Linked DNA regions of Homo sapiens: region 1 is linked to region 2. A link is a loop called in an ENCODE intact Hi-C map of the cell type or tissue named here. Cell type or tissue: chondrocyte. All regions are shown on one strand. Links, peaks and the distances in the headings refer to the core of each region. The heading gives the core; the rest is flanking DNA.

Region 1 (2,864 bases), core at 1-2,500, 260 kb after region 2:
ACAGTCCCCTCAAACCACAGCCCCCTGGGACAACCCCAGCAGCCTCCTCGCCCCACTTGGAGTTCAGTTATCGGAACTACCTCAGACCGTGACTACTCGCAGCCTCCGGCCCCGACCGCACCTTCCACCTCCAGCCCACGTTTATGCTCCCTCGCCCTCACCTCGCTCACACACCCTGAGCTCGCACTTACCCCTCGGTGGCCTTGGAAAGCAATCACCGGCCGTACCTGCGGGGAGAGCGAAGATGTGACCGTTGAGCGCAGGTGAAGCAGTGTCCCCAGGATCCGGCGTCCGGAGCCCGGGATCACCTGCCTAGCGGGCTTCACTTGGAGAGGTGGGGAGGCCAGAGCTTGCGGAAGCCGCTCCCTCTCCCCTGCACCTTCTCCAGGGTCGCCGGCTGAGGCCCAAGGTCCCTAGGGGCAGTGACTAGAGAAGAAGGGGGCCGGCCGTACCTGTTGCCGCTGACACTCTTGCAGCGCCCGCAGGGCAGCGTCGTTGAGCCTGAGCAGTAAGAGGCTAGTCCGGGCAGCTTGCGTGAAGCAGAGCCGGAGCTGTCCTCTCAGAGGCTCCTGGAGCTCCTCCATGGCGACGAGTTCGAGTGCAAGCAGCACGGGGGCCACAGGCGAGGGCCACCACCGCCACCTCCTCTGTTCAGGGTTTGGTTGGCACACCCGGTAACCCACGTCTGCCCCACCCTCCGCCAGGAACCCGCCCCCGGCCCCACCTCCCGCCAGCGCCACCCCAAGCTTTCCCAGCCGCGTGGGCGGCGCTTCGCTCTCCCCGGCCAACCGCCCGGACCTCGGCGCTTTCTTCTAGGATCCGCATGAATCGCTTTGGGCTATCGGAAGAGCTATCCCCAGTTCTCGGGAGAAAGAGTCCGCGACCAGCGTCTGACCTCTCACTCAGAGTCCCCAGTCCTGCCTTAGTTTCCCCAGCGACCCTGAATTTGGAGTTGCTGTCTCTAAGTGAAAGCTGAACCTGCAACCCCTTGAGGGTTTCAGCCGCAGAGGGGCGGGAGAAAGGGCCTGGTTGGTAGGCGGGCTCAGCGGTTCGCGCCCAGTTAGCCCCGAGCTTCGGAGACCCGAGAGACCAGAGGATGGCTGACACGAAGGGGCACCCGAGACAGCGCCTGGGCTTTTTCCCGCCCGCGGTTCCACCGCTCTGAAACCGATTTCTAACAGAGAGGTAATTGGGGCCCTGCGGTTGTGGTGGCAGCAGTGAAAGTTGGCTGTCACCGACTGGAGCGCCCCCAGTTGGTGGGCAGGGATACGGGCGCGGGTAGTGGCAGGAAAGTTGCAGGGCAGAGAGCCAGAACCCAGTCCTAGGTCTCACCTCGTGGCCTAAACACGCGTCAGAGTGGTGAGACCGCTCCCTGAGGAGGGCCAGGAGCTGCCATGAAGTCGCCAGGCATTCCAGAGGGCCAGATCCTGGTGCACTGAGACCCCAGCACCAACCTCTGGCCAGCCCTTGGTGTCTCCACTTGTTCCTGTTTGATTATGTTTCCCAAGAGCCCCGATGTTGTCCTGTTTCCTAAACAGGATCCCTCTGTTAAATCCCTGGACCTGCACAATCCCCGGGAACCTTAACGTCCTCTACTACAAATAAAATTACCTATACATTTGTCAAAACTCATAAAAAAAAAATACATTTTTTTTTTTTTTTTTGAGACGAAGTCTTGCTCTGTCGCCCAGGCTGGAGTGCAGTGGCACGATCTCCGCTCACTGCAAGCCCCGCCTCCTGGGTTCACGCCATTCTCCTGCCTCAGCCTCCCGAGTAACTGGGACTACGGGCACCCACCACCACGCCTGGCTAATGTTTTGTATTTTTAGTAGAGATGGGGTTTCACCGTGTTAGCCAGGATGGTTTTGATCTCCTGACCTCGTGATCCACCCGCCTCGGCTTCCCAAAGTGCTGGGATTACAGGGATGAGCCACCGCGCCCGGCTAATACACATAAAATTTGTATGTAAATTATACTTCAATAAAGTTGATCTTTAAAATCTGTGCTATTTCTGTTTCTCTGCGGCAATATCCTAATCTGATAAACAGTTGTGGTAATGGATAAAGCTGGTCTCTTAGCTGGGCATGGCGGTGCATGCCTGTAGTCCCAGCTACTCAGGAGGCTGAAGCAGGAGGATCGCTTGAATCCATGAATCAGGTTGCAGTGAGCCATGTTTTCGCCACTGAACTTCAGCCTGAGCAACAGAGAGAGACCCTGTCTCAAAAAAAGAAAAAAAGGCCAGGCGCGCTGGCAGATTCCATCTCAAAAAAAAAAAAAAAAAAAAAAAAAAAAAAAAAAGAGGCTGGGTGCGGTAGCTCATGCCTGTAATCCCAGCACTTTGGGAGGCTGAGGCAGGTGGATTACCTGAGCTCAGGAGTTCGAGACCACCCAGGGCAACATGGTGAAACCCTGTCTCTACTAAAACTACAAAAAAATTAACCAGGTGTGGTGGCGCACACCTGTAGTCCCAGCTACTTGGGAGGCTGAGGCAGGAGAATCGCTTGAGCCCCAGAGGTGAATGTTGCAGTGAGCTGAGATCACGCCACTCCACTCCAGCTTAGGCTGGAGTGAGACTCCATCTCAAAAAGAAACCTGAGTTTTGCTGAATACGGGGACAGAGAAATGGGAGTCATGGTGGAGGAAATAGGATCAAGAAAAAGTTTTAAGATGGGAGAAATAGCATGTTCCATGTTGACGGAAATAATTTTTAGAACATCTCCAAAATTTTGATGGTGTAGGAGATTTACTGCAGTAGTGCCCTTGAATAGGTTTGAGGTCATGAGATCTATTCAGGATTAGCTAAAGCCTAAAGGTAGGAGTGTGGGCAGTTCGTTTATGGTAACAGGCCACAGGCAGAGAAGGTG
Region 2 (2,905 bases), core at 264-2,763:
TCCATGACAGATGTCTGTGAGGTGACTACGGAAAGCTCTACATGCTATTATAAAAGAACTAAGGCCGGGCACAGTGCTCACACCTGTAATCCCAACACTTTGGGAGGCTGAGGCGGGGAGATCACCTGAGGTCGGGAGTTCGAGGCCAGCCTGACCAACGGAGAAACCCCGCCTCTACTAAAAAATACAAAACTAGCTGGGCGTGGTGGTGCATGCCTGTAATCCCAGCTACTCAGGAGGCTGAGGCAGGAGAATCGCTTGAACCCGGGAGGCAGAGGTTGCAGTGAGCCAAGATCGTGCCATTGCACTCCAGCCTGGGCAACAAAAGTGAAACTCCATCTCAGGAAAAAAAAAAAAAGAAAAAGGAGCTAGGCATCTAGTCATGTTACTGGAAAATGTTGACACACCAATCCATCAGCTTAGTGGAATATAAAATCCATCCAGGTCAACAGCCACTGCAACTGAATGATTGAATTCATGTCTTATACAGATAATTCTCAATTACTCAGTATAGTAGTCACCTTTCCTTAATTATCTCTCCTCCTTTTCCACTGCTCCTAACTGCCAAATCTTTGATCACTTCCTGATCACTGATACTTATAGATGCTGCTAGGAAGTTGGAGAAAATAAGGCTAATATGACTAAAGCTCCATTAGCCTAGGAATATATACAGCAATTTTATATTAATATATGTGAGGCTGACATCTTCCTGATGTGACTGGCTTCCTGTAAAGCAGGCTACTCACTCTTTTGAGAATGTTTCTGTTTAGAATTACTCATGTCATGGCTTCCTCCATTTATCCCTAATGATGAAAATCGGCAGTTTTACCACTTAGTACTCCTAGGAGCTTTGGTGAAAGGCCAGATACAGGGATGACAGAGGATGAAATTAATGACTGAACAGAAGTTTGGGGATTATCTGCTGATGTTAATAATTCACACTGAATGCTCTAACCTTGTCCTTTTGGCTACAGAGACTTGAGAGTAGGCTGCTTTCTGGAATAATGTAAGAAATGAAAAGAAGTTAAACCAAAGTACTTAGCCATTCTTCAGATTAAGATGCAGCGATACTTGGGAAGACACTTACAGAGAGAACATAGTTATTCTCAGGCACTTCTTAGAAATGAGCATTGATATATAAACACCTACTAGGCCCTTTCCATCAAAGAGTTTGTCTGTGGTGTCCTCAAGGAGCTTAGGGCCATGTACCCTAGATCAGAGCTTACTTTGGCATACTGCATATTTTTAGGTTTGGACATTTTTATCATGGTCTGTCTATGTCACAGGAGAATAGTAGAGAATTTCCTGGAAAAACCCACACAGCTCAAGACAGCCACAGCCCCACCCCTGCTGGCTCCTCTTTCAGCTGTCCCCACAAACAACAGTCAGCCCAGAGCAGCTGCAGACACTGCCCCTCCCTCCAGCCTTCTGTTAGTGAGGACGCAAAGGGGACCAGGCAGCTGGGATGAGCTCAAGGGGATATGCTAGTGCCTTATGGCTTGACTACCCCACAGGCTGGGCCACCATTCCTATCACCTATCCTCAAGCCCTGGGCCAAAATGCTGAGAAAGCAGACAAAAATGTATCCTACAGTGACAAGGAGAGTGCACTTATTCCTAGGCACTGCCCCCTCCACATTGACATACCCACACACAGAAAAGAAGGGACCCTCTGATAAAGAGTCAGTGGCCCAGCTCCTTCTAGTGGTCAAGTCTGGTAAAAGCTTTCAAAGGTGATTTTTGCACCAGGTAGTCTCTCCAGTGGTGACTTTCTAACCCCTACAAAAAATCTGGATCTTCCGAGCATTCTAATACAAATTCAGAAACAATTAGGACAGTGGAAAACTGAGTTTCAATAACTCTCTGATTCTTTTACTATTGGATACCTATAGGAAATAGAAGGGGGCTTATAATTCATAACTAATATTCTAAGACTCTAAAAAACACAGGGCCGGGCATGGTGGCTTATGCCTGTAATCCCAGCACTTTGGGAGGCCGAGGTGGGTGGATCACTTGAGGTTAGGAGTTTGAGACCAGCCTGGACAACATGTTGAAACCCTCTTCTACTAAAAATACAAAAATTAGCCGAGGGTGGTGGTGCACACCTGTAATCCCAGCTACTCGGGAGGCAGGAGAATTGCTTGAACCCAGGAGACAGAGGTTGCAGTGAGCTGAGATCATGACATTGCAGTCCAGCCTGGGCGACAGAGCTAGACTCCATCTCAATAAATAAATAAATAAAAATACAGGCTGAGGGACCAGTCTGGAGGCCTTCGGTCTGACTCTCCATTTCCACTGACGGACTTAGGAAGTGATAGCTCTATTACTTCTACCAATACAACAGTTACCCTGAATTAATACAGCAGCTCATTAACCCCTGGAACCGGGGTCTGCATTGCTGTCTGAAATGGGAAAGCAAGGACATGAATAGGACTTCAAATCTCATACTGCAGGCATCTTTAGTTCTGGGTTTACCTGGGAGCTAAGAGTACTCCAGAGTTGATCTGGTCTGAGATCCTGATTTATGATTTCCTTGATCACCTAGATGACCTCTCAGAAATCTTCCACAAAAGGGAGAAAGACTTCCAGTGGCATTTGTACATTGCAGATTTGGAAGTCTAGGAATGAAGAAGCTTTTTTTTCATCTTTTATACAATTCAAACCTCACAGCATTATCGGAGGATGGTACTAATATTATACTCATTTCATAGTTTATGAAGTAGGCTCTGAGAGAGGTTAAGTCTCTTGTTTAGCAGCATGATTAGTAAAATGGTGGATCAAGTCTCAAATCCAGGGTTTCATATCTTACTTTGTAGCTCAGCTCAAGCCTCTCTTTCTTCTTTGGCATCTCACCATTTCATTGCAGCAGAGCCTAGGAATACAGCAGGTGGAGAGTTGGTTGTGGT

Evidence for each region. Hi-C counts contacts between places; a loop is a spot of excess contacts. Peaks named below come from ENCODE experiments on the same cell type or tissue, not always from the same donor. Only the 100,000 strongest peaks of a DNase experiment are listed, where the experiment ranks them.
Region 1: it touches region 2 in a loop (2.1-fold over the local background); 5 of 110 quality-filtered maps call a loop at or near these places.

Annotation. Positions count from the first base shown.
Region 1 is chr15:43,776,318-43,779,181 of GRCh38, forward strand. It overlaps ELL3 (elongation factor for RNA polymerase II 3), which reads right to left and starts at 649. Exons shown (of 11, transcript NM_025165.3): 1 at 453-649; 2 at 192-227. The coding sequence starts at 584. It also overlaps a transcript of SERF2 not described here. RefSeq lists enhancers at 90-618, 112-161, 772-981 and a silencer at 602-711. In chondrocyte, for the core only: CTCF peaks have their summits at 1,234 (motif pointing left) and 1,435; DNase peaks (open chromatin) are centred at 459, 790 and 1,122.
Region 2 is chr15:43,512,986-43,515,890 of GRCh38, forward strand. It overlaps a transcript of MAP1A not described here. Among named protein-coding and RNA genes, the nearest start is that of MAP1A, 3.2 kb to the right of the region's middle. In chondrocyte, for the core only: CTCF peaks have their summits at 1,700 (motif pointing left) and 1,901; no DNase peak of the experiment used is centred there.